Regions from separate parts of the Homo sapiens genome. Here region 1 is linked to region 2. The links are chromatin loops, found by intact Hi-C in ENCODE. Cell type or tissue: PC-9. All regions are shown on one strand.

Evidence for each region. A loop is a pair of places that touch in the nucleus more often than their neighbours do. Peaks named below come from ENCODE experiments on the same cell type or tissue, not always from the same donor. Only the 100,000 strongest peaks of a DNase experiment are listed, where the experiment ranks them.
Region 1: it touches region 2 in a loop (10-fold over the local background); 1 of 110 quality-filtered maps calls a loop at or near these places.

What each region holds. Positions count from the first base shown.
Region 1 is chr3:8,661,442-8,666,441 of GRCh38, reverse strand. It overlaps a transcript of SSUH2 not described here. Among named protein-coding and RNA genes, the nearest start is that of SSUH2, 19 kb to the right of the region's middle. RefSeq lists a silencer at 2,764-2,853. In PC-9, a CTCF peak has its summit at 2,806 (motif pointing left); a DNase peak (open chromatin) is centred at 2,731.
Region 2 is chr3:8,867,675-8,872,674 of GRCh38, reverse strand. No RefSeq gene overlaps it. Among named protein-coding and RNA genes, the nearest start is that of RAD18, 93 kb to the left of the region's middle. RefSeq lists an enhancer at 2,126-3,325. In PC-9, no CTCF peak of the experiment used is centred here; a DNase peak (open chromatin) is centred at 2,834; H3K27ac peaks cover 2,617 bases.

The DNA.
Region 1 (5,000 bases), 210 kb after region 2:
GGTGTTTCTTCCCTGACGGTCTGCATCTCAGGAGCCCAGCCTAAGATACTTGGTGTACTTAGCAGATACATTTGAACTTTTGAATATATTGATTGTGAAACTTCAAGAAATAAATATCCATCTTGTTTCTCAGCATTGCTTACATCAGGAAATTATAGCCCACATTTATCTAAAAATACATTATATTAGTGCTAAACGTTTCTTTTTAGTGTTTAGATTTGGTGGTCTTGCTCTTAAGGAGAAAAAAAGTAAAAAGCAGTTTCTTCTAATATGTCTGCAAAATGAATTTAAGAAATCCATATTTTTCTGATATTTTGTCTGAAAAGCACATTTGAAACTCCATAAGGAAACCCTTTCTCACATGTTCAGTCTTTGCCAGATCTCTCAGAGGTGTTTTGGGAGCTCAAGCTTGAGTCTAAGACAACTTAATCAAGTGGGCTTTCAAGGTTTTTGGGAGTAAATAATCTCCTTGATCCTCTGAACACAAGTAAACATGTAGTGAACATCATTTCTCATTTTTATCAACATTAAAAAAAGCTGGCAACAACTTTGATGTTGAAAATGATCTTCATTGTGTTCTAATGGCCACTTTGACCAGGAAAGAGGAACCAGGGCAGACAAGCAGATTGAGACCTTGTGACTAAAATAAAGATTCTATTTTTAGGGAAAATGAACTATTTTCATCTAACATTGCCACAGCCTTGCTTTGTTTTGAGTAATGATATTTAATTTGTTAAGACGTTTGAAGTGACATGAAAGGCATGTTTTGTGTGTTTGGCTTTTGCGTTGGTGAACGGGGGGGACTTTGGGTTGCAGAAGGTTTTGAGGGCTCCCTTAGTGACCTCTGTGGTCTTTCCCTACAATGACATTCATTGAAAACAAGATTTACTTATTTTTTCTTAACTAAGACTTGAGTCTGAGTCAGACTACCTTTTCTTCCAAATAAGGATGTTGTGGAAGTTGCATTAAATTTTGAGTTTCGGGTCCAAACACTGAGGGACAGAGACTGCAGAATGAACCTCTCCCTGTGTCAACAGACTATGCTAATTAACATGGTTGTCTTTGGCTGATCTGCGAAAATTAAAAGATGACCGAGGGTCCTCTTTAGCTGGACATTCTCCCTCTCTACCTCCTTCCTTGCTTCTCCTTTCTTCTCTCTTCCCCTTCTACCCTGTTTTCTTCTTTATCTTCCTTTTCTTCCAATTCATTTCTTTCATCCATTTTCCTTTTTTTTCTTCCTTTTCTCTTTTTCTTCTTTCTTTCACGGCAACTGAAATATACCCATCCCAAAATAATTGCAGTCAACATGTCACCTTTTTTAATAATAAATATTCTACAACATTGACACAAAAGGACTCCTGCAGTTAAACATGAAGCAGAAAATTCGGTGGAAAAGAAGTGGGTGTAGACAGCAGGGATTGTTCTTGTGTGAGGGTGATTCTTAAGGAAGGCATTTTTAAGGGAGGGGTCTGCAGGGGCCAGATGCCAGAGAGAATTAAAGCTCCATGCCTTGGATGAGGATTCAAATCCAGAAATAACTTGCAGGAATCGGGAGATGCCTTTCTTGAGAAACGTTTGAGCTGGGTTGGTGTTGATCTTAATGACCTGTTTAGGTTGTCTTCTGTATGCCTTAATTTGCTTTTTTGTTAAGTGGGAGCAAGGATTGTGATTCCTTTCCATAGATGAGAGATATTGTGAGGGCCAAGGGCCCGTTGGAAGGCAGCATGGTGAGGATGTCAAAGCACCGAGCTGGGAGCCGGATCTGGGCCTTAGACCCAGCTCTGCTGTCCTCCAGGTTTGTAATCTTCACTGTGTACATAGCTTCTGAAGATCTTTTCCTCATCCATGAAATGAGATGGTCGAGTTTCTCAAAATGGGGTGCATTTTCTTGGTTCAAAGCTGTTTTGTGCCCCCCTACACTTTTGGATACATGCTTTTTAAAGGCATAAATGTGGTAAAAAAAAATTGCTCAGAAATTTTGTTGAAAGAGCAGATGGATAAATGAATGCTCCAAATTGGGGCCTCCAAGCATGACTGTGTGGGCTGTGGGGCTGTGCTATACACAGCGCCAAGGGAAAGGGGGACATGCTTCATGAAGATGGCGATGGCATTCCTGCCCCATGGATCTGTGGCAGATGGCTGCCTGATCCCAATGGACAAGGATTCAATGACCTGAAGTTGCTGAGAAGAACACGAGGCTCTTGAAAGATGTAACATCCCCTGTATCCTTCTATCAAGGGTCGTTTTCTAGGAGCTTCGAAACAATCCACTTGGGCTCCCCGTCTTCCTCTCTCCCTAGAGAAACACAGGTCTGTGCACACTTTCTGGGTTTGCAGCAGCCTTGGGGGTCCAGGACCTGCTAAGAGGACTTGGCAGGGCACCTGGGTCAGCAGAAACCTCGTGTTGACATGGGCCGGGAGAGAAATAACCTGGGTCTCCCAGCACTTCCCTTAGAAGCTATATTGTGTAAGTTAACAAGCCAAAGAATCCCTCACTGTCTAACCAAGGAAAATATTTTTATCTTACTCAGAAAGCAGTTCCCTCCTTTGTGCAGTGCAGCTAGAAGAAAACAACATTGTCTTGGGACACGCATCATTACTAAGAATTTTTCCGTAAATTTATCTGTGTGCCTTCTACAGTTACCTGTGTGTCCCCTGTGGTACCTATGGAAACCAGTTGTTGGGAAATCCTTGTTAAGGTAAGAGCGTCTATGGACCAGTGTGTCCCAATAGCTTTGGATGGGGGAGGCTGAGTTAGTTAATCAATTAACACATTCCTAGCACCCCCTGGTGGACATTGCTGGTCTAACTGACCTTGGAATTCCTGGACTTGCCTGGGCTGGAGATATCACACCCAGCCAGACACCCCCCACCCCGCCCCACTGCTGTGGCCCCCACCTGACCCCGACTGCCAACCACGCCTTCTTAATTTTCTCTGTGTTTTTCTGTCGCTTTGTGTTTGTTTCTCACAAAGCCCTGATGAAACTATCAGGGAACAAAGGACGAGAGACAGGGGTCTGAATCCAGAGTAAAGAGTTTCAGTTCCAGGCACTTCCTTGGGCTCAGCCCATGCATTGCTGTTCTCTGTATGTCAGACAGGAGGGGGTAGGTGAATTCCAAGGCTCCTTGTAGCAGAATAATGCAGTGTGGTAGAGCCTGGGCTTTGGGGTCGGTCAGACATCTGAGATGTTGGTTTATATCTGAGCTTAGTACTTGAGGCAAGTTACCTCAGTGCCACGAACTTTAGCTTTATGAGCTGTAAAATGGGGATAATAATGATAATAGCTGTCCCTGGATTTATGGTGGAGATCAAATGGGAGCAGGCATGCAAAGCCCAGCTCAGCATGGCACGTTAATTATCAGGCTCAGCTCATGGCAGTGGCTGTTTTTATTAATGCCACTGTGATCTTCCAATGATTTGATCCGGGAGATGCCTGCTGAAGAGAGCAAATCAATCTCTACACGATAGTAGGAATAGTAGCATCGATATGGCCTTGGTACTTATTTTGCATTTGGAAAAATTCCAAAATGCTTCATTCATCTCAGGTTTTTAGTGGGTAATTTGTCCCAAGTCAGTACCACTGGAGCCTGGAGCCATCTTCAGCCACGTGGGTGTCATCACATCCCTGTCTGCGAGTGCAGATTTGGGATGAAGACCAGAGTCAATAAGGTAGGAAATGACATCTGCCTAAGTGGCCCTGTTGGAGCCTGGGGAAAGCAGGGCTGTGTAGGTAATGATGTTCTCTGATGTTTCACAGCTGTAACTCTGTTCCTTGTTCCTGAGTAGGGCCAGGCTTTTCTGGTCTAGGTGCTCAGCCTTCTTCTACTTCTGTATATCTGTCCTTGTTCCTTCTCCTTTTTCATTCCTTCCTTGATTTTGCTAACACACATAGCACTCGCTGTATACTTGCCTCAGTACTTCACAGGAAAAACTCAGTTCATTTTCTCAACAACCTTGTGAGCTAGTTCCTGTCATTATGCCCCCTTCACAGGTGGGGTGAGTAGTGCCACTCTGGGTCCTGCCATTCACTGGGAGGGAGACCTCAGGAGGGACCAGGTCAGGGCTCTGACTGGACACTCAGTACTGACGTTTGGTATCAGGAGGGCAGAGTGAGACAAAGGTGCGCATTTCACACTCAGCTTCTGTTAGGGGACACAGGTTTTGTTAGAGGACAATTCCCCATGGCCCTCTCTCATTTCTGCATGTCTTGCAAGCAGAGGCACTGTCTGCCTTTTGTTCTGTGTTATCTTTGCATAACAAACATTCTTGGGAGACAGAGAGAGTGTCTCCCATTGGAACAAAGGTGGGCATGTGTATTAGTGTACTTTCGCACTGCTGATGAAGACATACCTGAGACCGGATAATTTATAAAGAAAAGAAGGTTTAATGGATCCACAGTTCCACGTGGCTGGGGCAGCCTCACAATCATGGCAGAAGGCAAAAGGCACGTTTTACATGGAAGCAGACAAGAGAGAGAATGAGAGCCAAGCAAAAGGGGAAACGTCGGATTTCATGAGACTTATCCACTACCACAAGAAAAATATGAGGGGAAACCATCCCCATGATTCAATTATCTCCCACTGGGTCCCTCCCAAAACACATGGGAATTATGGGAGCTACAATTCAAGATGAGATTTGGGTGGGGCCACAGCCAAACCATATCGGTATGCTTACTTACAACAGGTTCCCCAAGCTAAGCATTGCTGTTCTGTAATGCAACCCACTGCATATACAGTATTACCTGGCCCTCTTCATGTGGTCCTGTGGAAACTGAGGCTGAGGGCACTGGTGCAAAAACCTTGATTGTCTGGCTATTGCTGTTGCTGTGATAATAAAGTCCTTTGTCTCGGATTCGGGAGTCTCTCACGCCTCCTGTCAGCATCCATGAAACAGGCAGGCTGACTTGTTGGCTTGCAGGTAGGGTAAAATCTCATTGCCTTCACAGTTCCTGACAGCTTCCAGGTTCATGACTTAGAGGAGGCAGAAGTTTAGGATTTTAA
Region 2 (5,000 bases):
CTTGCTCAGTCTCCTCTGCTCAAACCTCATTCTCTGTTTGACTTCTAGCCATGAATGAGAAGTGCCCCAGAGACTAGTCTCTGGCTGTCTTCTCTAGCTATGTCTTCTCCCTAGTTGGTATCATCTGGTCACGTGGCTTTAAATTCTATCTCTAGGCTAATGATTCTCAAAAGCATTCCTCTCTGTCTTTGACCTCTCACTTTCCTGTAAAGCCTGCTTCCCACTTCCTAGTCATTCATTCTCCCTAATGCTTTACTGCTCTGCAAAATAATTGTCTACATTCCTCATCTTCCCCTCCACTCTTCTATGAAAATGAGTATTTTTTTAAAAAAGTATTCCTCTCCCCTGAGTTTCAGACTGATTTACCTGACATGTCCACTTGGCTTAGAGGCACCCCAACCTAACATGTCCAAAGGAGAACTCCTGAGCTCCTTCCCTACCCCAAGCCTGCTTTTCCCAAATCTTCCTATTTCAGTCCATCACACCCTCATTCACATAGTTGCTCAGGCCAAAAACTAAGTAATGAGTTGTTGAACAAACATTTGGGGTTTAATTAGGAAGTAACTATTTTTATCTCCTCATAGCCCTTCAAAATGTATTCAGAGGGTTGTCTACCCCAGGATGGAAATTCCTGTGGTCCCATGACTTTTGTGATCACTCTTAGGTAATAATAAACAACAACAACAACAACAAAAACCTATAGTCCAAAGTTAAAATACCTGGTCTCATGTAGTGATAAAAGTCTGACCTTGATTTATAGTTACGTCTTCTCCCTACCCTAGCCGGAGCTTGCTGTAATCTGGCTTCTTGCAGTGGATGTGGCTGGCCAGTGGTCAGGGGCTTGTGCACTTCTCTCCCTACCCTACCCTACGTCATGCTTTCACCTACCCTCCAGCATCTGGCAGTTGGTTCAGGGAGTGGAGAGAGAGAGGAGAAGCAGGGGAGCAGGGAAGCTCTTTTCTGAAAGGTACTATCATAAGATGGCTCACCCACTGGGCCCAGCAGGTAGTTAAAGTTGGCTCTCATGGTTCCAGCCCCACTGAGCAAGGTCTGCCACAGAGCTTATAACTCACGCGGGAATTTTCCTCCAAGTGGCAGCTCTTTTCTTCAATCTGTGGTTTTCTCTGGTCAATTCTACACAGACTCTGAGGATCCCACTGCTTCTCCGGCCAGTCTTCCTGATGATTTACAATGACCTTACTGTTTTCCACAGAAGCTGTACTATTTACATTCCCATCAACAGTGCACAAGGGTTCCAATTTCTTCACATCCTCACCAACACTTGTTATTTTCTGGGTTTTATTTATTTATGTATTTATTTATTTATTTATTTAATAGTGGCCATTCTAATAGTGTGAGGTGATACCTCATTGTGGTTTTGATTTGCATTTCTCTAATGATTAGCAATATTAAGCATCTTTTAATATGCTTGTTGGCCATTTGTATATCTTCTTTGGAGAAATATCTCCTCAAGTCCTTTGCCCATTTTTTAATCGGGTTTTCTTTTCATGTTGTTTTAGAACTCATCTTTGATCTCTTGTCTTTACCCAATACATCCTACCATCACCAGGATTCTTCTTGGTGCACCCTTCAGAATGTATCGTCTATCTCTCCACTCCTTAGGCCCTCCACCGCTACCATGTTTATTTCAGCCACCATCATCTTTCAGTGATGCTGCTGTTCTAGCTTGCTAATTGGTTTCTCTCATAATCCACATTTATCCCGCCATAGCTGATTCTTCCCCAACAGCCATCTTTTAGAAATGTAGATCAGGCCGAGCGCGGTGGCTCACGCCTGTAGTCCCAGCACTTTGGGAGGCCGAGGCGGGTGGCTCACAAGGTCAGAAGATCGAGACCATCCTGGCTAACACGGTGAAACCCCGTCTATACTAAAAAATACAAAAAATTAGCCAGGCGTGGTGGCGGGCCCCCTTAGTCCCAGCTACTCGGGAGGCTGAGGCGGGAGAATGGCGTGAACCCGGGAGGCGGAGCTTGCAGTGAGCCAAGATCGCGCCACTGCACTCCAGCCTGGGCGACAGAGCGAGACTCCGTCTCAAAAAAGAAAAGAAAAGAAAAGAAAAGAAATGTAGATCAAATATTATTCTCCTCCTTCAAGTCCTCCAATGACCACCCAATGTATTTCAACTCAACCAAATTTCTTACTATGATGTAAATGTCCTGGATGGCCCGGGCTTCATCCACCTCGCTGGCCTGTGCCCTTCCACTCTTTTGCTGTTTTCTGGGCTACAGCCACACAGCCCTTCTTACGGTTGCTAAACATGCTAGGCTTGCTCCTGTTTCAGGGCTTCACTCTCATGCTTCCTCGGTGTGGAATCGTCTTCTCTGGGATCCTCCCACGGCTGGCTGCTTCTCATCATTTGAGAGCTGCACAAATGTCACCTTCTCATTAAAGCCTTCCTGGACCTCTCTTTCTAAAAGACCTCCTCGCTCCTCCACATCAGTATCTGTTCCAGACTCTGTTTTCTTTTCTTCATAATATGCACTGTCCAGAGTTATTTATTTGCCTGCTTGTTTGTTGCTTTTCTTTCCCTACTGGAATGTAAGCCCTGTGGCAGGAGGGACTCTGCCATGTTTGCTACTGTCTGCCAGGCCTAGAATAGTGTCTGGTACACAGTAGGCATTCAAAAACTATTTGTGAAAAGAAAAAACCAAAAGACTAATGGTTGACTGAATGTCTTCTCTCCCTGGAATGTGATGTCTGTGAGATCAGGGACCTTGCTTGGGTGGTGTTCACCTCTGCATTCCAGTGCTCTGAACAACATCTGAGCGTATTAGGTGAGCAGCAAATCAGTGTGGAATGAATCATCTCTGAGCAAAGAGATCTGATCAAGTGAGTCAGGGACCCATTGAAGCAATCTCTTCCTTTCTTCAGTTTCTGCTCTTCTCAGCTGTCCCTGAAATGCTTGGCTCAACCGGATGAAACTAACACCAACTGTTTTATTTATGTGAACTACTCACTTTTTTCTCCAATTCCTATGACTCAATGTATGCATGTGTCTTCACTGAAGTGTACAATAATCTTTATTTTAGGCTTATTGGACACAACACTAAATGCTTTGTCTGGATGAAATTTGTTACTTTTCTAGTGTGGACATGCTCTCCCAACTAACAAATTGTTACAGGGACCATCAATAAGGACCTAAACTATGGGAATAATTTTCTGTTTTCATTTAATACTTATCTTTTGTCTTATTTCTTAGGGCCTAAACTTAATTTTGCTTTGGACCTTTGCTTTGAACCTCTGTGTCAGATGCACAACATCTTTAAATCTTCATTTGAAGATGACTAAGAGACTCAGTAATTAAAAGCTATCACTCCATCTTCCTGTGTACCTTCAAGGGTTTTATTAATAGCTTTCCTTTCTGTTGAACAGATTATCCTGCATCTCTGTGTCTTATTGAAATGCTCAGCACTCACATCCCTTTTCTCGGGAGTTTTTACAACAAGAAGAGCAGAGGTTTTTGTTACGGATACAAAGCTCTGCTTTTGTGAGCATGTTGATTCATTCTCATCAGGGAACAGATGAGGGGTTGTGTGAAGGATTGGGGCAAATTGTTATCACGAAAAAAAAAAGAAGCCTGAAATATTGTTTTACCTTTCTTGACCTAAAGTTCAAGATGTCATAAAATCAACCTTAAAGCTTACCTAGTCCAATGTTATTATTATATAGATGAGGACACTTAGTTCAGGGAGGAAAAGGGGTTCTCCCAAGGCCACACAATTGAAACACAAAAGTCAGAGTCAAACTGAATTCCATCTGGATTTGTGAAGGGCTGATTACCAAAGTACAGTTAAAACTGTTAATGGCTCACCGTGGGATCTTGAGTGAGTCCTCTCACCTTTCCATTTATGTTTTTAAATCTGTAAAATGGGCCTATCTGGAGAAAAGTCCAGATGCGTATTATAGTTATCACCAGATTATTTTTATTAGGTGTTCAATTGCATTTTGGCTGTTTTACAGCAACTGCAATAATATCATCATAATACCTTTACTTTGTTTATTTACATTATAAAATATTTTATTTTTAAGCAGTATATTATCATGGTTTATTATTCATAAGGCACAAAAGAATATACAGCAAAAAGTCTTCCTGCCGCCACAACTTTCCAGCCATTGAGTTCTTGGAGGCAACCAGTTTCTACCAATTCTTAGTGAAGCTTTCTAGAGATGTCTTATGCACATGCAAGAAAATATGCAGTCCTCTTTTTTTTTTTTTTTTTACAGAAATGGTAGCATACTAGATACATTGTTCTGTACTTTGCTTTTCTCTTTTAACATTATATCTTTTTATATATTATTGTTTCCTTTTTGTTTTTAAGGCTGAATAGGATTGTTCTGTATGGTTGCACATTGTTTGAACCAGTTTCCTACTGAGATATTTTTAGATTTCCAATCTTTTTCTATTATAAATATAGCTAAAATATACATATGTATATATATGTATGCACATTGTGTGTGTGTGTGTGTGTGTGTGTGTGTGTGTCTTTCTGTGTGTGTGAATCTGTAAGACAAATTCTTAAAAGTGAACTTAGTGGGCCAAAGATTTTGATAGCGTGGCCACTTTAATGCCTTGGATTTAGATACTGCTTTCAACTTTCCCTTTTTGAATGATTATTCCATAGGCTCTGTCCTTTTGAATCAGAGGCTTAGGATCTGAGATAACAAAAACAGGTCTGAATATGTATCTGCAGAATAAAAACAAGGGACAGAGAGTTCCAAGATCCACAACTTGGAAGGCTCTTCAGAAGAGAATAGGTTTTAAGGTGCTTGGAAGCCTTTGGGCAGCTCATGCTGTCACTGAAGGCAGTCGTTGCTTCTGGAACGCCCACTTCCTGAGCCTCTAGAGGACTGGCAACTGCAGAGGATGCCCTGCAGACCCAAGCTGGACTGTAAAACCCTTGATCTGGGTTGTCTATAAATGCCAAGGGAGGGTATAATAAAATTAGTACAAAAGCAGTAAATATTTGTTGCATGAACGA